Regions from separate parts of the Mus musculus genome. Here regions 2 and 3 are each linked to region 1. Evidence: chromatin loops called from intact Hi-C (ENCODE). Cell type or tissue: left cerebral cortex. All regions are shown on one strand.

Region 1 (8,000 bases):
AGAAAAGAAAAGAAAAGAAAAGAAAAGAAAAGAAAAGAAAAGAAAAGAAAAATAGAAGCTCCTGGCTGGTCGGCCTCCCCTCAGTGTCTCTCGCTCATCATGTAGGGCTGAGAAACACATAGGATTGAATTTTGTGGTAAGTGATGCTGGTGTGTGTGTGTGTGTGTGTGTGTGTGTGTGTGTATACACACGTATGTAGTATGGTTATCCATGCAACATCCATCTGCATCCATGGAGAGGCCCAGACAGGACATGAGCGTGTCTTCCTCCATAACTCTCCACCTAATTGCCTGGAAGCTCACATCTTGCCTAGGCAGGATGAGCAATAAAGTCCTAAGGTCTGTCTGTCTCTGTTACAGGGATGGCTTTTATGTGGGTGCTGGGGGATTTGAACTAAGGTCCTCATGTTCACTGAACAAACGCTCTTCCCAGCTAAGCTATCTTCCCACTAAGCTATCTTCCCAGCCCTTTGAGGTAGGACAGAGACTCTCTAATGAGATAGATATGACTGGGTTGGTGGCTCAACCTGGCCATCCAGTGGCAGGAAAGCGGGAAGTGAATCACCATGACTTTGAGACCAGTCTGGGCTACGTAGCTTAAGTCCTAGCTGATGAAGTATGTGGGCGGTTGACAATGAAACCCTTAGACGGGCGGCTGAACAGGAGTGGTGGTGGTGGGGTTTACATGGTGGCTTGGACACTCAGTCTTTACTTTCTATCCTGAGTGTCTCCTGCTTCTCTTCCCGCAGGGTCCAGGAGCTGGAGCTGTCAGAAAGGAGGCTTCTCTTGAAGGTGGAACAGCTGAGTGCCTGTGTGGCCGAGGAAAGAAGTGCCACAATCCGCGTCCAGGAGCAGCTGCAGGCACTGAAGGGGACACTGGTCAGCCAGGTTCGTATCCCTTCCCAGTGCCTGGTCGTGTGATCAGCCTGGGCCTCAGTTTCTCTGTCTGACCTCTCCCTGCCTGCCTCCTAGGCCTCCCGGGGAAGCTTGGGTGTTGGTATCTTTCTCATGCCTGGGTCCTTGAGGTCAGGAAGTGGGCAGTGCAGGTTTCTCTCTTCAAATTGCTGTGTGCAGGTGGGGACAGGGGGAAGATAAGAACCCGTTCTTGGGTGGAGGAGGGACTTGGGTATGCTGTGGGTGTGGCAGGAGAAAGACACTCAGGGAACTGGGGATAAAACTTCCCAGACCTTCTGGGAAAGGTATTTGAAGGGTGGGAATGAGGCAGACCAACACTCTGCTGTGGAGAGCCAGGAAAAGCTGTATATGTAGGGAGGGAAAGGCTGGCAGGTACAGCGGGAACTCCAGAGGGGCCATTGCAGAAACAAGGAAGGCAGCTAAAGCTTTGGGGAGTAGGGAGGCAGAGCATAAGAAACAGCCCCACCAAGAAGAAGTGAGTGGTTCAGGGCGGAGGCAAACCCTAGTTATCCTGCTGAATTGTCTGTGTGACATTGGACAAGTGACACAACCTCCCTGGGCCTGCTTCCTCATATGTAAAATGGGAATATGCTACCCACCTCTCAGGTGGTTATATGAGCTAAATGGGTCCATGCACATAGAACACTCAAAGAAGGGGGCATCTTTTAATGTCATCTGCACTGGCCATTCTTATCTATCGTAAGACACTTTTCAGGGGACAGGTGATGCAGGCCATATTGCAGAAGGAATATATAGCAGATGGACCCACACCTCTGCAGTAGGTACCCAATGATGCCTGGGCACCCAGCTTCCAGGCTTCAGGGGCACAGCTTAGTGGGGTCTTAAGATTGCAGGGTGCAGACCATTCATGGGATGTGAACTCAACTTGAACAGGCAAGGCACCCACTAAAGGGGGTGTTGTTTCTCGGGTTTTGTTCAGCTGTGTCTTTGTGTGTGTGTGTGTGTGTGTGTGTGTGTGTGTGTCTGACAGTGGGCAACTATGGGACAACTAGGGTACATGACATGGTATTCACTGAGACAAAAATGTAAAGTGGAAAGTCCAGCTCAGCTCAACTTAGCCCTTGGGTACCAGTGGGCCAGCCTGGAGTCACTCTCACCTTTCCCCTGACTACTGGAGGCAGACTCAAGTTAAACTGAACCCTTGGCTCACGTGGTCTTAGCCTCTCAACCCTAGGGGAGTCTTCAGAGAAGCAGGGTACAGGCTGTGTCTCTGCACTGGGACATGTGGTTCCTCTGAGGAGACATTGTAAGGGTGTTTCGAGCCTTGCTCTCTGTACATCTGGGATTCCCAGGGAAGTCAGGGACAGTCCTGCAGTGGAGATGCTTGTAGTGTGGTGGCAGATGAACGGTGAGGGTGACATGCAAGCCACTAATTGCATTAGTGGGAGGAGGGGGTGTTGGGGAGCCCAGGGAGCTATCAGTCCTTTTCACATGCTTCTCCATTGTCATTACATGTCTGTGAGGAACGGTCTGTGATGATGGGTGTGGAGGGTCCAGCCCAGCGTGGGCAGTGCCATCCCTGGGCAGATCCTGAGCTGTCTAAGAAAGCAAGCTGAGCACGAGCCAGAGAGCAGCAAGAATGTACTCACACAGACCTGTCAAGAAGCCTATGTACAGACTCAGTGGTTTGGTCAGGGTCAGAGGTGGTCCAGCTGCAGCCCATTCCCCAACCTTAACTTCTAGCCTTTATATTTTTGTTGGAGAGTTTGCGATGTAGGAGTTAGTATCGCAGGGGCATCTGAACAGGCTTTGGGCATTTAAAGAAAATGTGTGTGATCTGTCACAGGTGCCAGCTTTGCTCTGGTCCTACTCCCAGGGAGCAAAGAGGCCTCATTTCCGCAGCAAGCTCTGGTCATCCTGAGAGGTGTCGAGGGCCCACCCACCCATGCCGTGGATCCCCAGGTTCCCAGAATTATACAGGCACCCAGGACAGAATCCACATCATTATAAAGCCAGGAAGATTCAAAAAACTCAACTCCAGTTTTTATTCCCTCCCCACACCCAGTCAATAAACTACCCCACAAAGCCAGCCTGGGCTGGTCTTGCACGTCCTTTCTCCTTTGGCAAATGCCTCTTTTACCTGCAGGCTCTCTGGCAGCAGAGGAAAGCAGCTAGCTGGTGAGAGAAAGCTTCCCACAGAGGCAGTGTTTGTATGTCAGTCCAACTCACTGTCTGTGGTAGGGAGAAGGCTGGGTGTCTGAATATGGAGAAGTGTTCCCTGCTCAGCAAGATGGCCAAAGGGACAGATAAAAAGCCCTTGAGGCAGACACAAGGCTCCAGAGCTGGCTGCAAGAATTTTAGCTGTCCCATTATATAGATAGCTTCTGAATGTGTGGTGGGGCTAATGACAGCTCTATTTCAGCGGGGTGGGGGTTGGAGGTGATGGGGTGTGTGTGTGGGGGTGATGGGGTGGGGTGGGGACAAGGTATTCATAGCTGTGAACAGTTAGCTACTGAGGCTTACTGGCCCCTGCTCAGCTCACTTCACTGACCTGGGAAGCTCTGGAAAGTTCTGTGGTGTTTGGAAATCGGTGTGTCAGGACTGTTGAGATGAAACAACTCCAGAGACCCTCTGCAGGGTACTGCCCCTCCAACCCACTGAACACTCTTCCACACGCAGACTTAGGGAACTCAGGGAGATATGGGACTATGACAGGATGAGGTGAAGGTGACTCTTGGCTGCAGTGTCAGCAAACTCAGTAATCAGCATAACTTTAAAATTTTGTTTATTTATTTTGTGCGTGCACATACATGTGCCACAGTGGCGGTTAGAGTCCAACTTGTATAGGTTTTTCTCCTACCACATGTGGGTACCCGGGACCCAACTTGGGTCTTCAAAGTTGGTGACAAGTGACATTAACCCTCTGAGCCATCTTTGGTCCTAGCGCCACATGATAATGAAAAATACCCACCATGCACAAAATAAGGGAATGTTAGGAAGAGAGATCAAGGCGAGCAAGGCGCGTGTCTGGGGGGCTCCCTGACATGCCCATCACCGCAACTCCTAGGTGCGGGAGGCAGAGAGTGCGGTCCGACGGCAGCGGCGGCTGCAGGAGCGGCTGCGGCGCAAGGACGAGGCGCTGGCACGGCAGGCGGCGGCCCTGAAGCGTTGCGGGCGGGTGCAGCGGCAGCAGCTGGGCCTGGTGCGGGAGCAGGAGCGCGTTCTGCGGGTGCAGGTGCAGCGGCTGGAGCGCGACGTGCGGCGCCTGGGGCACGCTGCGGGCCTCCTGCTGGCTCAGCTGCAGGCCGCGGACTCGTCGCCCATTATGGGGAGCTCCGGACCGCAGTTTCTAGCCGGTCCCTTGGGTGATCCCGAGGGGGAAGAGCTGAGCGCGCTGCGAGCCAGGGCGGAGCTCGCGGAGCGGGAGCGGGTGAAAGCGGTGCTCAGGCTGCGGGAGCACAGCGCCACCGAGCGGCAGCTGCGGGAGCAGCTGGAGGAACTGCGCTGCTGCGTGTATGGGCTGACGTTGTCGGAGATTGGCCTGCACAGCCAGGTGGAGGAGCTCGCCCATCAAAATCGGCGCCTGCGGGCCCAGCTGGGGCACGGTAGCCCGGTAAGTGGCCGGAACCCAGGACAGGAGTGATCGCTTGTCCTCCTCTGACTTCTGCCCAGCCACTTGCTTGATTCATTTCCCCAGCATCTGGTCATCACTTAGCTGAATCAGAGGCTGGTCCGTCCTTCGCCAACTCAGTCTTCCTGGCTCCACCATTCATACACACGAGGTCGCCGTTGCCCTTCAACACATTGGCTTCACTACCCAAATGGCCAGCCATTCGATGTCTACCCACTTGTCCATGCACTTGCAGACCCCCATGTCCATTTCTACTGTACCCCACCGCCAACCTTGGTGTTACTCTCCTCACCCACTGTTAAAGGTTTGAAAGTGGAATGCCCGCTGTGCGCCTCCCCCGTCCCCCTTTCCCCAGGCTTGAGCCCTTGGTCGGAGCTGCTGGTTCTATTTGGGGAGGCTGTGAAACCCTTAGGTGTGACAGGTGTGTCCAATCTGAAGCCCTTGGGATGCATTCTCTCTGGGATAGCTATGCATGTGGACCAATACAAAACCCAAGACTTAAAACGCTATGAGACGAAACAAAACAAAACAAAACAAAACCAGTCATGAACTTCTTGAGTGTGAGTGTGAACTTGGTAGTGAAGACCTCAGAGTCCTAATGTTGTAAAAGGTTAGACACGCCTGCTAGGAAGGGGCCTGGGTGGAAGCGGTGGGTTGCTGGGGTGACTTGAGGTGCTGGCACTTCCTAAGCCCTTCCAGCTGAGAGGAAGCAGAAGCCAAGCTCTTTCCCAAGCTGCTCTCAGCCCCGTGCCTTCCTCGCCATCACTGTGGTCTCTGCATGAAGAGGCACAATAAACCCTTCATCCTTTAAGTTGCTTTGGCCAGGTATTTTATCACACTGAGAAATAATCAGGGCACCCCCACTCCAACACTAGTCTAGCCTTTCACATCCAGTTCAAGGTCAGGGCACCCCCAGACTCAGTGTCTGAGACCTGGTTTGTAGATGGTGCCTTATGGCTGCTGAGTCCTCACAGGGGGAAGGGGCATGCGCCTCTTTAATGGGAGCGATGGTACTACCCAGTAGGGGGTCCTTTCCTACTTAATCACCTGCTGACATTATTGCCTTGGTGATTAGATTCCAACACATGAATTAGGGGGGCAGAGCAAACATTTGGGTGGAGGCAGCCATCTGTCCACTGTCACCTGTGTTTCCTTGTGCCCCCATTCACCTGTATCTTCCCCATCTGTCCACTCACCCAGCTGGTTGCCAGCCAGCCAGCCAGTTGCTTCTCATACCCTTCACAGTCCTTCTCCCTCTCCCTCTCCCCCCTCCCCCTGTTCATCCATCTATTTGACACTGACTATAGGTCCCCTCTGGTCCAGCCCCACCCCCAGGGAACTTACACCCCCCCCCCCAGTCTTCCCTCTCCATCTGGGCTGTGAACTTCCCAGGCAGGTCCAGCATCCACTGGGCTTTGCAGCCTCCATTCCCAGCAGCAGCACACGGGAGGGGGGGTCCAGGGACTACAAAGGTTTGAGCTTTGTCTGTTCTCCTCATTCTATCTCTTTAAACTTGGGTATGTCTCATAAGCTGGGGAGGGATGGCTGGGCATCTATTTCCTCTTTACTTGACAGCAGAGTAAACATCCTCACGTAATGTCTTCCTGCCACGTGCCAGATGTGTTCAAAGCTCCCTTTCAAAGCTGTGGAGACAGGGACAGCTGCTTTCAGCATCCTTGCTCCACAGAGAGGAAGTGAAGTCTCTGGTAGTATCTTACCTGTTGCCATGTAGCTGTTGAGAGATAGACCTGGAGGTTGGTCCATATAAGACGTGACATCAGGGTGGGTGGCTCCAGCTGCATTAGCCCTGTGCCCATCAAGCCAGAGTGAACTCAGTTCCTTTAGAGAAGAGGGGATATTTCGGAGGCAAGAGGATCAGGACTTCAGGCTACATCGCAAGTTTGAGGTCAACCTGGGTGGGTTCCGACTCTGTCTCAAACAGAACCACAACAACACCAGATGGACAATACAAGCCAGCTGGGTTTGCTTATTTAAAAATTGAAATGTAGTTTTTGATTGGAACATGGAGTGCTCAAGTTTTCCAGATAACGGCGGCGTTTCTCTTGCCTGGGCGAGCTTACCAGCGTGTTGGTGTTCTGTGGTGCCTTTGCATTGCTTTGTCTCCCACCTGTCCCCGCTGTGTGCTTCTTGTTCATCCAAGAGGAGAACAAAGTGTACACTCACCATCATCTCCTTGTAATTCTGAAAATAAACGATGCATACACGGAACTTGTCCTTTAGAATCTTTTCTGGGATTGCCATAAATGCGCTCTCATTTAGACAATTGGCCTGAGGCTTCATTCTCCCATCCTGCCATTACCCTGAGTTCTGGACTCACTGTTCCCTCAAAGCACGTCTCTGAGAAGAAGAGCAGGTTCCTAGATGCCTGGCAGGGTCTTGCTGTTATTTGTCCATTTCCTGTTCTCCCCTTTAACCCCTTCTGCATCAAGGGTTGTTCCAATCAAGCTGTCGGAGGAACTGCCCAGGGAGTGGGAGTGATTTGGCTACAGACACAAAGGTAGCATCGCAACCAGAAGGGAGTCATGTCCCCGTCTTTGGTCCTACACTCTGAATCTGGGGCCAGAGTCAGTAGCTCTTTGGGGCTGTGGGCTTATCAGTGGCTGAATCCTGTAAGATCTGTGCCCTTAGCTGGAAAGCCATCATTGGCCACAAGCATCCATGACCTCAGTGTTACATGCCCTCTCTTCAGATGGCCCTGTGCTCTGGGGAGCTGCATCTTAAATAGGGCTTCAACTGTCAAAGCTGAAAGATGTCTCTTGTAGGTTCTCTAAGTTGTCCACAAACAGTGGTCCCCATGCTGTTTGATGCAGATTTTAAAAAACAGGCTGCCCTTAGGAACCCATGGTATATTTGAAACAGTGTTCAGTAGTGGGGAGAATCCTGTGCTGAAGAGAGAGGAGGTACTCCTATAGGTGACTGTAGGGGATCACACTTCAGGGACAGTAGTGATCCAGACTGGCCAGGATAGCCTTAGGCTGGCTGCTGAACTTCAGTGTCTTGGCCTTCTTATGGTGAGATGGGACTGAACCCCATGGACTGTGAAGCTCAGTGAACGAGCCACTCAGTAAGGAAATGAGCGCAGGAAGCCATTTGCTCCGGTCATAGGGAGTGTCTTCATGTGACTGTACTTCTTTGAGGAACAGAGATTGGGAGACAAGAGGTTCGGAGTGAGTATCCTTGGGCATGTGTGCAGCAGGCAGTCTTCACAGAGCTGCCGTTTACCAGACACTGCTGTCTTCACTGTAGCCAGCTGACAAGGTGATAGAGTTATTAGTCCTTATTAGTTACTAGTCATTACAGAAGAGGGACCTGAGAAAGGGAGGGAGAGTCACATGCTACAGCACATGAAGGAAGCCAGGTCTGAAGGGGAATTACCCCCCCCCCCGCACCCCCCCCCCCACCACATACACACCCGTTACCTGCTTCAAGATAGCTCTCTGCTCATGGACTCTGGGAGCTGTGCTGTTAGTTAC
Region 2 (8,000 bases), 130 kb after region 1:
ATCTGTGGAGAGATTAATGTAGTAGAGCCTGCAGATGCCAGAAGAGGGAGTTGGACCCTCTGGAACTGTAGTTATAGGGCTGTGAGCTGCCTGGTATGGGTGTTGGGAACCAAAGTCTGGTCTTCTGCTCTCTCTCTCTCTCTCTCTCTCTCTCTCCCTCCCTCCATCCTCTTGCTTTTTCTTTGAGGAGGGGATGTGCTGGTCAGGGACACAGTGAAGGAATGAGTTCTTCTCATCCACACATTTGTCTCAAAGATTGAACTCAGGTCGTCAGGCTTGGCAGCAAGCACGCTGCCCACTGAGCCACCTCGCAGGCCCTGTTGTCTTTTCAGTAGACGAGACCGCAACAGCATGATCTTGCCCTGTGCTCAGACTGTAGGTGTGCAACGTTCCTCGACTTCCACCTGGCAGTGCAGACTGGGCTCATTCCTTGGGGCGTGATTTGCCTGTGTACTGCAAGTGTTTTAGGGAAGCCCGTGTACTTTAGTTAGGAAGCGCTCCCTCATAAAATATAACAACATCACAGAAACGTAAGTTACAATCAGAAAGTACACAGTGATTGTCTACAGAGGAGCATAGCTTCCATTCAAGATGCCCTGGGGGTAGGTGTTAACATTCAGTTCCAGCAAGTACTGTTTATTGTCTGTTGTGTATGATAGACTATCACAGAGAGAAGGAAAAAAAAGTCATTGGAAAATACAACAGATCATCCTATGCGTGCCATGCAGCTGTAGGGGAAACCCTGGCTGTGGTACAGAAGTAACTCTGGGCTTTTTTGCATTCACAGACTGTGGAGTACAACATCTTTGAGGGCATGGAGTGCCACGGCTCCCCCCTGGTGGTCATCAGTCAGGGCAAGATTGTCTTTGAGGATGGAAACATCAGTGTCAGCAAGGGCATGGGCCGCTTCATCCCTCGGAAGCCATTCCCAGAGCATCTCTACCAGCGTGTCAGGATCAGAAGCAAGGTGAGCTGCACGGAGGGCCCTTGAGTTGCTGTCCCCTTCTCTGGGAACAGGGCTCTGTCCTGTGGAGGGTCAATGGGTGTGGCTGTGTGTCCCTATGTGTTCATCTGAGACCAGACAAGGCCAGGGAGGTTGCGGGGCTTTGCAGTCTGTGTCCGGTGCACCCATGTGTGAGAGGTGCTCGTGAGCTGCTTGGGGCTCTGCCTTGCACATCTTGGAGGTTCCTCACATAGCCCACTGCAGAGTCATGAGCTTTATTTTTCAGATTAGCACATGATGCTCAGGGCCTCAGAAGACTTACCCAGTTACCCATCTACAGCCCACAGTCTGAGGGCTGTCTCCCAGCTGACCTGCCTAGCTCTCTCCTCCTCCCCTCCTGCCACATCGTATCTACTTCTTTTCCAAAATCTTGAGCTGTGGCCTTGGAAGGCCCCAGGAAGCTCTTGTCCTTGTCTCTGACTCAGAAGAGGGAACTCTGAAGTTCTTACTGTGGCCATCCCCCACCCCCTGTCTGTGACCCTCCTGTCACCATATGAACTCATTATCTACATGATCTAAGTGATGCTGTGCTGGAAAGGCCACCTGTGTGTGTGTTGTCTGTGTGTCTTTATTTCTTGTGCATGTACACATGTGTATCTGTGTTGTGTACTACACAGGTGTGCCACTGCATGTATTGCACACACATGCACATGTGTACATACTCATTGTGTGTAATGTGCATGCATGCATGTGTAAACATTTGTCTGTTGCTTGTATTATACATGTATGCATATGTGTGCACCTATGTGTGCTGCGCATACATATTTGTGTGTATTCATTTATCCATTGTATATTATGTATACATGTGTTTATTATGTATACTATAAATGTATGCATATGTGTGTGCCCACTTTGCACTGTGTACACATGTATGTATATGTTCATTTATCCATTGTGTATATTGTACAGTATATGCATATGTGTGGTTGTGTGCCTACTGAGTACACTGTGCATGCATGTGCATATTCATTGTATGTACTGTACATATGCATATATATGTATTTATACGTATGTATATATATGTATATACACACACATATATACATATTATACATATATACATATTATACATATGTATATATGTGTGTGTGTGTCTTGCATATTGGGTGTGCACACATGCATATGTAAATTTGTACTTGAGTGGCTGCATTCTCCTGTGTGTGTTTTCATTCTTGTACTTTATCAATGGTAGCACTACTTCTTGATTAGACAGCGAACTCAGACACCTTCTCCAAGCCTCAGACCCCACAGAGTTGCCCCGGTCAGTTCTCCCTCTGCCTCTGCTACAAGGGGCAGTACCAGATAGACACACATCACAGGCTCTGTGGGCCAGAGGTCTCAGGTACCAAAATGGCTGGGATGCCCACTCCTCACAGCCTTGGCTGGGCTGTAGACCTGGTCTGCGGCTGAGTCCTGTGGTGAACAGTTAACTGTCACGGAGAAAGTACCTGGCCCATGCTAAGTCATCAGTTTGCATTCGAGAGTCCGGTTACTGTACCTGGGGTTCCCTGCCCTAGTGCCTGGGCAGTGGACAGGAGCCAGGCTGGGAGTGGGGCACAGAACCTGCCTTTGGCTGCCCTGAGCCGAGGGAAGGGTAGTGACTGAAGGGAGGCATGACATGCAGGGTGACAGGGGCACAAGTCACTGGAGGCCTTGGTAGTCAGGGAGCAGGGACTTGGGACAAAGCTCAGCCTGCCAGTTTTGGAGGAGGAGGAATCTGGAACTGGGGTCAGAACACTTGACATCACTGGTCCGTTTAAGGCTTTGGACAGTTCCCTGGATACACGCTGTTCTCTGAGGCCTGGAGCCAGTGTCATCTCCGTAGGACATTTTCGAGACTGTCTGGGCTGTAGAGATCTCCAGCTGGCTCCATGGGTCCCTCTCTCAGTCCTGGGCTGTTGGACTTCTTTCAGTGTCATGGCAGACAGCCTCCTTGCTTCTGGATGGTGGCAGCCTGCCCTCTTGTGGCCACCATTGGGAAGTCCTTGATTCTGGTGCCCTGTCTTAGCCTCCCTCCTTTAACCAGTCTCCTGCCCCCAGTTCCTCATCTCCCTGTGTACTCTGTAAAGATGAGACTGGTGTGTGTGTGTGTGTGCATCCATATTGCACTGTGCTGTGTGGGCACATGTCTCTGTGGGCACAAGTGTGGCTTAGTGAGCGTTGTTGGCTGGACAGAAGCACAGACACAGTGATCATCTGACTCTTCTCTCCTTCTGTTAAGGTTTTCGGGTTGCATAGTGTTTCCAGGGGCATGTACGATGGGCCTGTGTACGAGGTGCCAGCTACACCCAAACATGCTGCTCCTGCTCCTTCTGCCAAATCCTCGCCTTCTAAACACCAACCCCCACCCATCCGGAACCTCCACCAGTCCAACTTCAGCTTATCAGGTAGTCTCATGGAAGCCAGGCTCCTGTGGAAAGGGGCACATGGCTGTGGGCATAGGTGGAGAAGGCCAGAAGGCATGGGCACACTCCTCTGCTATGCCCCCAAGACACAGTCTAGGCGGGTGTTTCTAGGGTGCAGCACAGCATGTTAATTCTTGACCTTGGCACAAGTCAGCCCTGGGCTTAAGCATTATGGGGGTGGGAGAGAGGACACTGCCACTCTTATACCAGGAAGCTAATCGTGGAGCCCAGAGGTAGGTATGAGGCAGGAGCCCTGTCATTTCCTGGGTACATGCTCTGTGCCTGGCCCTCAACCACACCCGCCCTCCTGGCTTAGGAAGCACAATATGGACTTTATGTCACCCCCACATGGTGGTGGTGTGTTCCTGGTATTGTTTGAAGTTTCACAAAATTCAGTCTTAGGATTCAGGGCTCAACAATGCTTAGGAATAAGGTCCCAGCTTGAAGACGTGTACCTGCAACTCCACCAGATGGCCACACGAGGGCAGACACAACACTGGGAGCACTGTACTGTCATTGAAATTCCAGTTAGAGCCAGTGTAGGGTCCTAGGGATTTGATGATCAATGATGCACATCTGGACAGCTTCAGATGAGCCAAAGAACTTGCTGAATTCCACAGTTTAGAGTTCAGGTTGTTGGATTCAATGGCTTTTAAAAACAGGAACCTGTGGGGGGAAAAATAAAAATAAAAACAGGAGCCACTTAAAATGTGAACCTGGGCTCTTGAGCTGTATAAAAACAGGCAGTGGGCTAAAGTAGGTCAGTGGGTCATACCAGAAAGAGTATGTGCTAGCAACAGAGAGGGTGGAAGGATAGAAAGAGGGTGTAGTTTTAGCTTAAATTGTAGGATGAGAAGTACTCTGCACAGGGAATACAGTGGATCCTGGGTCAGGGGACCCTGGGACACAACTCACTTTTCACTATCCTTTCTTGAAATAGCTACCCGAGTACAATTCTGATATTAAAGGTAGCCAATGTTATTGCACAAAAAGATTCCAAGCACAGCTCTTGAATCTTGTCTGGTATGCGCAGAAGGCTGCCTTCTGTGCTGGGAGGAGCTGGCAGACTGGCTCTCTAAGTCCATCAGACAACTGAATACTGTAGATCTATCCTTAGATGTGGATATAATAATCTTTAGATCAAAGATAGCCCTGTAATAACAAGCCTGTGTTAGGGCTTTTGGCCCGCTCTCTGCCTGGGCCCTCTATCCCCTCTGAAGCTCACAGTGCTGCCCTCAGGGCTTCGTGGACATTTACCAAATGTCAATCCTGCTGCCAGCCGCATAGCTGATTCCCCTGCATTGCTATAAAGTTCACCCTCGTCCACTTCCAAGGCAGGGCACTGCTCTGGCACATAGGTGCAGTGTGTTAGGCTAGCAGGCATCTTCACGGTAATAGTTACCTGAAGATGGAATGAAGGCGCATGATGGAAAATGAATGAAGTGTAGGCTGAGTCCTGAGTGGCCAGGAAGACAGACAGACAGACAGACAGACAGACAGATAGCTGACAATGGGACAGCTGGGAGAACCAGAGCTGAACTCTGTGCCAGGCTCTTGGTGGCCCTCCTAGTCAGGCCCTGTAAAGTCAGGGTCAGCAGGGCAGTTAGTCAGTCCACATGCAGGCACAGACTTGTGTAGTGTGCATGCACACATTTATCAAATGCCATTGGAGCAAGGGACACTGGGCAAAGGAGGGTGGGCTTCAGGGGAAAGCCAGTATGGGTGTGAGTCCTGCCTTCCCAACCTAGTATCTGTGTCCTTAGGGTATTCAGCCTGAACCTCAGCACCCTTAGTTTTGAATTGTGGGTAAAACACATATCTATCATCAGTTTGTGTGTTCTTGGTACACACCAGTGCACCACGTCTGCCTGCACCAGTAGGAACTCCCTAAGTGTTTTCCTCTCTCAAGGCCAAACTATGCTAGAGTCAGAGATATAGGAGAGGGGCCTCAGGACTGGCAGGTACCCAGACGAGGTCAGGAAGGTCTACAGATCAGGGACCCTTCCCAGAGTGAACCTGGACAGGGCCTTGAAGGTGGGTTGGAGTGAGGGGCATTGTCAGCCTCAGCATGCCAAGGTGATGTGAACAGGTCTTATCCCATACACTGTTGGCTTTCTGTCTCTTTTAGGTGCCCAGATAGATGACAACAATCCAAGGCGTACAGGCCACCGCATTGTGGCGCCCCCTGGTGGCCGCTCCAACATCACCAGCCTCGGTTGACCTCAGATGAGCCAGATATGCAAGAGTGAAGGATTATGGGAAAACGTCCATTCCTTTTCCGTGTTTTTGAAGCCCACAGTTTTAGTTGGTACTGACGGAGGGGAGATTGAGCGATGCTCTTTCCTTCTCTGTTTAGGAAGAAGTGGTACTAGTGTGGTGTGTTTGCCTGGAAGTCCCTCGCCCACAGTGTGTGTTCACACCGACTCCACCTCAGAGCATGGTGCCTCCGTTTTCCCTTCCTAGTGACCCCAGGTTTAGCATCGTCCTATACTGTTCCCTCCACTCCTCCATGACCCTCTGAGTGATGGTTCTTTTGCGCCCTGTAGCTGTTCTAGGATAGGATGCATGTTAGTAAGTTACGTATGCAAGTCTGAGCGCGCGCGGCTGATGGACATCGTCGAGGACCGACATAGACCCGATGCCAAGACCTTAGCCCCAAGGGGAGATTTCCAAACTCTTAAAAATGAAGGCTCCCATGAGTCTTCACTAGAAAGATGTGGTCCCCATCCCCACCCTGACTGAGACCTGTGAAGATGCAGAGTGGCAGGGAAGGTCACAGAGCTCCACCACCCATGTCCTGTGTCAACAACCCGGTCCCTGTGGCACCTGTAACTGGCCATAGTGTCTTTCTGGTCTGTGTGTTCTTCCAGCCAGCCTTGGGCTTTGGGCCCAGCCAGGCTCACACCCAGAAAGGGGTGTCCTGACACCCCACCCAGGCCTTGAGGACGGTGCGGTAATGACTGCCCAGGCTGCCTGAGTCTCTGACCCTCTGAGGAGTTCGAGCAGGGCAGTCAGATTTTTAAAGTTTTGTACAGTTTTCCTTTGTATTCACTTCCATTTTTACTTAATAACTGACTTGTTGGTGGCTCTTATTTCTGAATTCAAAGCTTGTGAAAAAAAATAAAGAAATTAAATTGCCCGTTGATCTGAGTGGGTGTTTTCACTTGGGTTTATCAACTGCCTGGTCCTCATTCTGACTCTGCGATGACCGAGTACTGGGGACCCTGGGGGTGAGAGATGGGAGAGAAGAGTGAGTACACGTCTTGGGGAAATGGGTCAAGACCCTGGATCAATAGGCAGGCTTTTGGGTTATGCGTTGATGGACAGACACAGCTCACAGATGGGTGTGCTTAGGAACTGGGTCACTAAGGATGATACAGAGCAGTGACTCTCTATGTCGTGCTCTAGAGCGGAGGGGCTGGGAGAAGGCTGTAATTTCTGTAAGGAACCATGCTACTATCCAGCTAAGTAAGCCCGGGGTTAAAGAATAAGAGTGTCCCCAAGTGAAGGGCACCCTTGCAAAGTGAGTGGTAATTTTTCTCTACAGTTCCACAGAGACCCTATAGGAAAGGACATGGGGCCAGACCAACTTGGTTTCAGGGGAAAGATCTTTACTTACAGTAGCAGTTCCCTATGAGAGAAAGGCATTGCAAGGTTCTGTGAGTACCCAGGGCCTACTTGGGATGGGATGTGATAAGCAACCTTTAAAAAAAAAATCCCTGTTAGGCAGGGCTCAAGGTCTATTGGGCAGCTTGGGGCCCAGCAGGTGCCTGGCTGCATAGACATCAGCTTGTGGGTGTCACAAGCCCCACATTGGGAGGGAGGTTTTGTTCCTATTATATTTCTGTGTTTGTGATGGTGTACCAGCTTCTTAGAAACCAAGAATCCCCTCCTGTGGCAACCCTCTGACTCCTGAGGAGCTGTAGTCTCCTATCATGATCCCGGGGTGAAGTAGGTACTACTGGACAAGGGCTTCTCTTAGACCAGGCACTCCTCTCCTTAGTCACCCTGACTCTCCGGAGTCGTCTTCCCCTGCATACTCTCTAGAAGTCAGGAGAAGTCCTGGCTTTATATTAATCAATTAGTTGATTAATTAATTAATTAACTTATTTTCGAGATAAGGTTTCTCTTTTTAGCCTTGGCTGTTCTGAAACTTGCTCTGTGGACCAGGCTGACCTTGAACTCAGAGACCCACCTGCCTCTTATATGTTCTGGGATTAAAGGTGTGCACCACCACACCTGTTGAGATCCTGGTTTTAAAGGCTTAAAGGGGTCATGGGGAGAAGTTGAGACTTGGGACCATGAGGCCAGGTTAGAGTCTCTGAAGAGAGCGCAGAAGAGGCTACTGGTAAAGGCACAATCCAGATACAAAGAAGATCCCGGCATGTCAGGGGTGTCAGTGCCACAGGACAGCCACCACGGACAGCAGCGTGTATGGGGTGGAGCCAGCCTGAGCCTAGGAGGCAAGCCATGCATGTTGTAGTTGGTATTGCCAGAGAAGTGGGGCTGTCCAGGCCTTTTGAATCCACAGAATTGTGAGTGCGTCCCAGACACCAGGCACTGAAATTTTGACATTGTTGAACTTTGTTTTG
Region 3 (8,000 bases), 80 kb after region 1:
AGGATTTAATCTCTCTTAGCCACATTTTCCTAATTTGGAAAATGAGACTAAAATAGTACTTTCAAGCTTTTGTAGGCGAGGGTATGGGTTGGTGGTGGTGGTGTACAAAGCATTCTTTTTGGTAGAGTGCCCCAGGCAGGTGGTAAACACTTGGTAAGTGGAAACTGTGATTTTTCTTGCTTCTGCCTAAACATAGTGCTTCCTCATTTTGCACCCTCTGGCTTCACAAACTGGCTGGCTCTTTCTCATGAGGGAATGGGCTTTTTTTCTTTAAAAATTCTTCTTTCTTTCTTTCTTTCTTTCTTTCTTTCTTTCTTTCTTTCTTTCTTTCTTTCTTTCTCTCTCTCTCTCTTTCTGTCTCCCTTCCTTCTTTCCTCCCTCCCTCCCTCCTTTCCCTCCCTCCCTCCCTCCCTCCCTCCCTCCCTCCTTTCCCTCCCTCCCTCCCTCCCTCCCTCCCTCCCTCCCTCCCTCCCTCCCTCCCTCCCTCCCTTCCTTCCTTCCTTCCTTCCTTCCTTCCTTCCTTCCTTCCTTTGTATGTGTGTGAGTTTTTGTGAGTTTCTGTGCATCACAAGCACTTGAGAGACTATGGAGGCCAAAAGGTGTCATGTCCTTTGGAACCGGAGTCATTCGTAAGTTTCTGTGTTGGTGCTGGGAGCTGAGCCCTGGCTCCTCTGCAAGAGCAGTAAGATTTCTTAACGGCCAATTCCTCTCTCCAGGCCTTTCATTTCTTCCTTTTAAAAGATTTATTTCATTGTTATTTATGTATTCACCTGTGTGATGGTATGCTGTGTGTGTGTGTGTGTGTGTGTGTGTGTGTGTGAGTGTGAGAACGTATGCATGGGAGCATATGTACACAGATACCTGGAGAGGCCAGAAGAGGGTGGTGTAAGATCTCCTGGGTCTGGAGTTACACATTGTTGTGAACCATGGTACATGGGTGTTAACAACTGAATTCAGGTCCTCTGCAAGGCAGCAGGTGCTTTTAATTACTAAGTCATCTCTCTGGGCCTGGGATTTTTAAAAAAGCAATAAGGCTTCTATCACTATTGGCAGGTCTAGAGAGAGACTGTGTCCCCAAATTGTTGACTGTAGCATGGAGTAGAAAGCTTGAGCTTTGAAAGTCCTGTCTAACTCAGATATATGGAGTCTCTGTTATCTTTGTTGTTGTTGATACAGGGTCTCACTGTGTAACTCTGATTGGCCTGAAGCTCATTATGCAGACCAGGATGGCCTCAAACTCACAGACATATGCTTGTCTCCTGAGTGCTAGGAATAAAGGTGTACATGACTACACCCAGCTACCTATGCTATATGGATATAATCACCATTAATCCTTGTGAGGCTCTGGAATAAACCCACTGTGGACCTCAGCATCAGCTTTTCTAGCACAGGACATGTTGTGGATTGTATTTCAGAGTTTTCAATTAAAGATTGAGGACGGTTGCAGTGTAGTTCTTCTTATTTCAAGAGGAATGCCTGGGTGAACTGAATCTTCATGGGATGTAGGAACAAGCGGATAGAAGAGCCAGGGTATGGGTGAGGTGGGTGGAAGACCATGCACTTAATTAGAATAGACACTGAGGACAAGGACTTTGTACTTTCCTGTGTGCTCAGCATTAGCCCCTGTGTGCAAGTATAGATAAAGGGGGGAGGGAAGGAACTTTCCAACTGACCACTGACACTGGATAATCATGAGGTCTCAGGTAGACAGGAGCAGCCACATGAAATGGAATGGAGAGGTAGCTGTTTGCTTCTCCTGCTTCCTCAACCCAACAGCAGAAGCGTCCTGCTTGCAGCGCAGACTGGCTAAATCACAGAGGGAGCGTGAGGTGTCAGCTGATGTCGCAGATCCTCCTATGTGGCAGAGTCCTCTGGTTAAGGTCTCAACAGTCACGTTTACTGTCTGTCTGGAGTTCTCCAAGGTTGGCTACAGACTTCTCTGACCTTTGGTGGGGTGCTGAAAGGACAGCTCCTAGCCCGGGGAAGCTAACTGAAGGGACAGATGCTGAATCGGCTTCCTACTGTTCCCCAGCAATCCTGATTGCCAGTTTGGACTTGTCTGCCTAGGGGGCTGGCAGCTTGTGAGCCTTCCATCCAGAGAGCACAGCTGAGATTCCTGGGTCCCCAGGGAATCTCATAACCCCTATGCTAGAAAGTCATAAATAAATGAGGGGATCCCAAGTCTCCATACTTCTTCCTGGTTAAAGAAGCCCCTCAAGTCTAGACATTAAGCTCCAGGCATAGTTGGAGTGGGCTGTATTCAGGATGTGGGAGCTGCCCATAGATGGAGGCTATCGTCTGGGTCATTGCCTACTGCCTGTGTGTCTATCCCTGCATATTTGTTTCCTAAGTGTTCTGTTCAAGAGTTCTTCCTTCCCTCGTGTCTGGTAGGGATGTGCACGAATTCCCTATCAGCAGTCTACAGGCCTGTGTGTGAAGGAGCCTTTGTGAGGTTGCTTTTGGTAGTGGTGTGGAAATTCTTTACCCTGAGATGTTGTTGGGCTGTGTATCCAGCACGAGTGTGAGTCATTGGTTCAGTGACAAGTGTCTGGGAGTGTAATGCTAACATGACCTCCTTGCTATGGGATAGGAACCTCTGTTCCTGAGTGCTGCAGGCTGCATTCTCTATCATACCTTTTAGAAGCTGGCCCTTGACACCAGGGATTTCATTCTACTCTTAGTCCTGTGCCCAGCACCTACACTAGTGCCAGATCCTATCAGGCAATCAGTGTAGTAGTGTCGAGTGAGCCAATGGGGAGTTGGATGTGTATGCCTCTGACTGTGCATCTAAGATCATTTAATTTTTGTATGATTTTTGGTGGTGCGTGGGGTTGCCTGACAGGGAATCTCTGGTGTGCGCGCGCGAGCGTGTGTGAGCGTGTGCGTGTGTATCTATGGTGTGCTAGCTGTCTGGAGGGAGCGCGGAGGTACCTGATTTGGGTGTATGTACCATGTACAGACATGCTGATGTCTGTGCAACTCTTGTTTGTGAGGTGAAGCTTAACCGTGTGTACGTGCGTGTGTGTATGTGTGTTGTGCACCCGCGCACCGCCCCCACCCCGTCTCTGCCCGCGCCCTGCGCTCCTTCTAGAGGCGGAGAGCCGGGTGCGTGGAGGGCACTGCGGCTCGGCCGCCCGCCCTCCGCGCTGCGGCTACTGCACGTCACCATCCTCCCCGCCCCGGCCGCTGTCCCCGCCTCCACGGTCCTTTGTAGCTGGCAGTGGCGCTGGTCTTGGTCACCGTAGGCTCCGCCCCGCCCCGGCCACGCCCCTCGCGGGCCACGCCCCGGCCCTTCCTCCCTCCCTCTTTGCCCGACCGCAGTCGCGCTTGGGCCGCCGCGGGCCCGCACCGAGGCGCTCAGCGCGGAGCCAGCGGTGGCGAGAGCTGACCGCCGGAGACGGGGATGGCGGAGCGGCGGCGCGCGTGGAACACGGAGGACGACCTGCCGGTGTACCTGGCGCGGCCAGGCAGCGCGGCGCAGACCCCGCGCCAGAAGTACGGCGGCATGTTCGCCGCCGTGGAGGGCGCCTACGAGAACAAGACCATCGACTTCGACGCCTACAGCGTGGGCCGCCGCGGCTCCGCGCGCACACCACGCAGCGCTGGCCGGCCCGACGCCGTGGGCCTGCCGTGCCCCGGCGGCAGCGAAGACACGGCCAGTGATGTGAGCGAGCCCTCGGGCTCTGCTGTCAGTTCGCCAGGCGATCGCGATGACAGACCGCCAGCGTTGCGCATCCGATGTCCTGCGCCCCGCGACCTGCCACTCGGCCGGGACAATGGCCAGGTACCCTCGGGGCACGTGGGCCGGACGTGGGGGGCGGGGCCCTTGGAGACCCAGGGCTTGGGTGGCGCGAGGGCGAGTGTGGGGGCCCCGCTGCCACCAGGTTCTGGGGGACTGCTACGGCCCCTCCCCCACATCATCCTACAAGAGGTTCAGAGAGGTTGTAGGATAGGCCAGGGTTGGCCAGCATAGCCTCAGAAAGCCAAGCCAGGTTCTGAGAGGGGAAGTAAGTTGCTGCAGCTGCCGCTAAGGGACCTGTAAGGTGAATTTAAGCCTCGTTCACCTTCTGGGGTTCTGTGAAAAGGTGAGCATTCTCTGTCTTCTTCCATCTATCTATCCGCTCACCCAGTGATCGTGGACGCTTAGGCTGCACTTGGCTCTGGGAGAGGTTCACGGAATGACTCTGTTCATACAGCTGCTCCCGCCCCTCCCTGGGGGGACGATGTGGTTAAGGGTTCAGATGCTGGGCAGTAAGAAATCATCCAGGACACTCCTGGATGTGTAAATTGGAGGCGAACCCGGGATTTGAACCCAGGCGTATGGACTCCCCGACTTCCGAAAGTGAGGAGGGACCTCAGGAAAAGACATGACCAGGGCTTGGGCTTTAGAGATTTTCTTCCCTAAGTTGGAATTTACCAGGGAATACGGATGGTCAGACAGAAGAGTCCTGGACAGGGTGGGTGAGGTCAGAGCCACGTGTCTGGGAAACAGAAGTTGGAGCAGCTCTGGGAAGCTGTCCCTTGAGCTCTGGGCTGGGCTGGCTCGGCAGCCTGGCCCCACCCTCCAGAAGTTCCCTGGCTGGGGAGAGAGAGCTGTGGACTCATTTCAAGAATTAAGTTCAATCAGGTCGAGAGTGATCAATAAATGCTTGCTATGGAGTTTTATCATCATTCTCGGTTTAATTAATTAATTCGCCCTTTCCGTTAACACTATGAGAAAGTGAACCCAGAGGAAGAGTTTGAACAGGACTGTAATCTGGACAGGCGTTTTGAAGAAAATGGGCTGGTCTGAGGGCGGTGTTCTTGCTTCGGCTCTGTCGCCTGCTCTGGAACTCTCCATGGTCCTGAATCTGCTGCCTGGGAGCTGGAGGCGGGGGTGAGGACCAGGGAACTAGCCAGAGTCCAGTTCCCCATCCCTTTATCTCCTCCTTGGTAGTCCGACCTCGCGTGGGAAACAGGCTCTCTAGCTCCACCAAAGGCTTCAGGTCTCAGAAACCCAGCCACGCCACCTGGAACCTGTCGAGATGTTTCACCTTCTTTAAGATGTCTTCATCTGAGACCCGGGAGTGGCAGTCTGTTCTCTGCTTCCCTCAAAGGGAATACCACGGAGGCGAGTGCTCTTTGTGACTGGCCTGGAGCTGTCCTTCTGGCTTCATGGCGCTGGTCAGGGTCATTCACACAAGCTTTGTCTCCCGCTTCGCCATGGCCGACCGGGTAGATGTTCCTTAGCGTTTCTGGACCCTAGTTGCTTCACCTGCTCCTGTGTTTTTCCCACCCGGGTCCCCTCTGTCCTTTCTCCCTGGCTTCTTAGGGACCTGACAAAAGGCTGTGTCTGAGGCCTCCCAAAGCACTCTATAGTAGGGACTTAGAGCAGAAGAATTCACGGCCCCGCTGGATGGAGTAATTTACTTTCTGAAGATCTCAGGGCATGGGTTGCAGAGGTCTAGGGATATAGGGTCAGCCTTAACCACTCCAGCAAAGAGTGCCCGGCCCCTCCCCCGCCCATAAGGCTCTTTCTTGGGAGGGAGGAGGGGTTCCAACAGCGCAGGCGCAACATTTGTGGTTGCCAGAGGCCGATGGCTGTAAAGCTTTGTACCGGCAAAGTCTGCTTGGGAGCAGCAATCTGTTTGGCCAGTAGCGAGTAGGGCTCCTCCCTCTGACTTGCACGTGGCCCAACCCCTTTCTGTAGCTTGCCTGCCCAGAACCCCCTAGCTGACCCCAGGGGATGCCCGGGTACCGGAACCTATGATTTATTGGCGAGGAAAGGAATCCAGGAGACAGAAGTGTGCTGCTGCCATCCGCAGCTTCCGGTCATTAAGGAGAATTTAGGGGCTGGAGCACAGGCAGGACTTAATGAGTAGAGAACCCGCTTCGTGACGCTGCCCTATGGCAGCTAATTTATGCTATTTTATCTCTGTAAGCTTCAGTTTCCTATCTGTAAAAGGGGAAAAAAATCACAGGCCAGTGTTCCCGGATATAAGCTGTTCTATTTCAGCCTACAACCCTTCTTGGTCTCCTGCTGTGGACTAGGTAACTGGTTTTCTCCATGTGGTGGAAGGCCCCAGCGGGGTCCAGAGTTTTTTCTGTTCCTCACCTCCCTTGGCAGTCCGGAAGTGGAGGAGTGGGTCTATCCACAGGGTCAGTGGAGGGATTGTGCAGGCAGGAAATGAGCTCATTGGCAGGGAAATGGCTTGCTCCTGCCTGGGGACAGCTGCCTGATATTTTGAGCTGGGGGGCTCCGTTGTTCATCTTTTGTTCCCACTTGGTGAAGTTTTGTCCTGGCTTCTTGCCCACCTGTCCCAGAGCCACATCGGGACCTCCCGGGCTTCGAACACTTCAAACGATAGTCAGGAAACTTCCCACGTTTCTTCCCTGTCCCCAGAGCTGTAGAGACTTTAGTACCTGTGATCCAGCTTTCCAAGCCTTCACTGCTAGGCCATATTGACAGGTCACTGAGAGGAGAGAGCAGATGAAGGGTTAGAGCCCATGGCCCATGGGTTCGCGGCTAGCCCCTTCCGCTGCTTTGCTTCTGCCTGGGAATGGAAATGGAGCGGGTAAAGAGGTGAAGGCCCTGGGGATGGGTCTGGGAAAACGAGTTATCCTTAATTGAGGTGGGCTATTCAAGAGAATAGCATAAATGAAGATCTGGATTTGGATATGGAAAGGGGGGTGGAAAAACGGAGACCATGGAAGGACTGGCCAGAGAGGGTCCTTGAGTGCGGCCCTGGAGGGCCAAGGATGCTTCTAGCAATTTGGGTGGGTGCTGGCTCCTGGCTCCCACTTCCTCCCAAGCACAGGTCACACACACAAAGATCAGAGACACCTGTGGCGCTGCCCACAGCTTTTGCCCCCGTGTCCAAAGGCTGTTTGTTTCTTGCTTTTAAAACACCACTCAAAAGCATATTCTCCTAGTGGCGTGAGCGAGGCCCCGGCTTAAGCGAGGGCGCGGGGCGGGGGTCGGGGGCGGAGTAGGGGAATCGGAAGGGAAGCGCTTCCTGGTTCGAGCCGAAAGGGGCGAATCCGGTTCTGCTGCCGCCACCGGGAGGAGCTGTCTGTCTTCAGCGCCCTCCTCTCGCCCTGCCTCTCCCTCCTCCTCCCGCCCTCCTTGCCAAGCCGGGCGGTGCAGGCAGCCGGAGCAGCGGCGGCGGGCCGAGCAGCGGGGAGTGGGCAGCGGTGGGAGCCGAGCTTCTGTCCTTTCTTTCATCCCTCCCTGGCCTTTGTCGCCGCTCTCACGAGTAGCGCCGCCGGGAGAGACCCGGGTAGAGCGCCAGGCAGACGTTAGTTCCAGCGGCCGGGCGGAGGGCTCCAGAGGGGCCATGTCTCATCAGGGGAAGAAGAGCATCCCGCACATCACCGTAAGCGCCCCCACCCTGCCGCAGTGCTTTGTGGCTTGAGGGTGGTCGCCATCAGGGTCCAGACCCATGGGGGTACCGCAGGGACGCCCCCGGAGGATTCCTGCGTCGCCGCGAGTGGGGCGGGGCCCGTCTCGCCGAGGCCTCCCCCTCCCCCTCTGGGGACAATGAGGGGGAGCCCCGCATGGCAGGGCGGGGCTGGAGTATCCAGTCCCTCTCTCTGCGGGCGTGAAGCCCCCTCCCTCCTCAGGATGTGCCGGGAGGGTGGCGTGTGCCGGGAGGATGGCGTGGCCCGGAGGATGCGGAGCTGAACAAAAGAGGGAGGGGCGCGGGGCCTCAGTCCCCCTCCCTCGGCCTCACTCTAGGATGGGGAGGGTGTGCCCGGCCTAGTGCACCTGGCCCCTGAGGCATCCCTCCCTTGCACCTTGCAGCCTTCAGAGGAAGGAAAAAGATGCGGCTCTGCACTCCTCACTTATTAATGGGGTGGAAGGCCTGAGTTGGAGCTGCGCCATGATGGATGCACTGCTCCCATATCTCACTGCAGCTAAGAATAGCCAGGTGGTCCATACTGCAAGCTGCGGCTTCTTAAGGGTTAACCGCAGAGGCTGAGCAGCCCGAAGGTGGGGTGGTAGTATGCGCTGAACATCT

The links. Hi-C counts contacts between places; a loop is a spot of excess contacts. Peaks named below come from ENCODE experiments on the same cell type or tissue, not always from the same donor. Only the 100,000 strongest peaks of a DNase experiment are listed, where the experiment ranks them.
Region 2: a loop joins it to region 1, with 4 times the contacts of the local background. A loop is called at or near these places in 7 of 42 quality-filtered maps.
Region 3: a loop joins it to region 1, with 4 times the contacts of the local background. A loop is called at or near these places in 5 of 42 quality-filtered maps.

The regions. Positions count from the first base shown.
Region 1 is chr5:37,158,998-37,166,997 of GRCm38, forward strand. It overlaps Gm1043 (predicted gene 1043), which reads left to right. Exons shown (of 14, transcript NM_001370827.1): 3 at 749-887; 4 at 3,943-4,488. Among named protein-coding and RNA genes, the nearest start is that of Gm1043, 9.9 kb to the left of the region's middle. In left cerebral cortex, a CTCF peak has its summit at 4,343; a DNase peak (open chromatin) is centred at 4,327; H3K4me3 peaks cover 809 bases; H3K27ac peaks cover 512 bases.
Region 2 is chr5:37,285,581-37,293,580 of GRCm38, forward strand. Crmp1 (collapsin response mediator protein 1) reads left to right here. Exons shown (of 14, transcript NM_001136058.2): 12 at 788-967; 13 at 3,225-3,390; 14 at 5,537-6,583. The coding sequence ends at 5,628. It also overlaps a transcript of Evc not described here. Among named protein-coding and RNA genes, the nearest start is that of Evc, 47 kb to the right of the region's middle. In left cerebral cortex, CTCF peaks have their summits at 2,964 (motif pointing left), 3,884 (motif pointing right) and 5,599 (motif pointing left); DNase peaks (open chromatin) are centred at 2,963, 3,388, 3,871 and 5,639; H3K27ac peaks cover 210 bases.
Region 3 is chr5:37,238,742-37,246,741 of GRCm38, forward strand. Crmp1 (collapsin response mediator protein 1) reads left to right here and starts at 3,317. Exons shown (of 14, transcript NM_001136058.2): 1 at 3,317-3,784. The coding sequence starts at 3,404. In left cerebral cortex, CTCF peaks have their summits at 213 and 7,028; DNase peaks (open chromatin) are centred at 102, 1,825, 3,176, 3,905 and 9 more places; H3K4me3 peaks cover 5,357 bases; H3K27ac peaks cover 3,708 bases.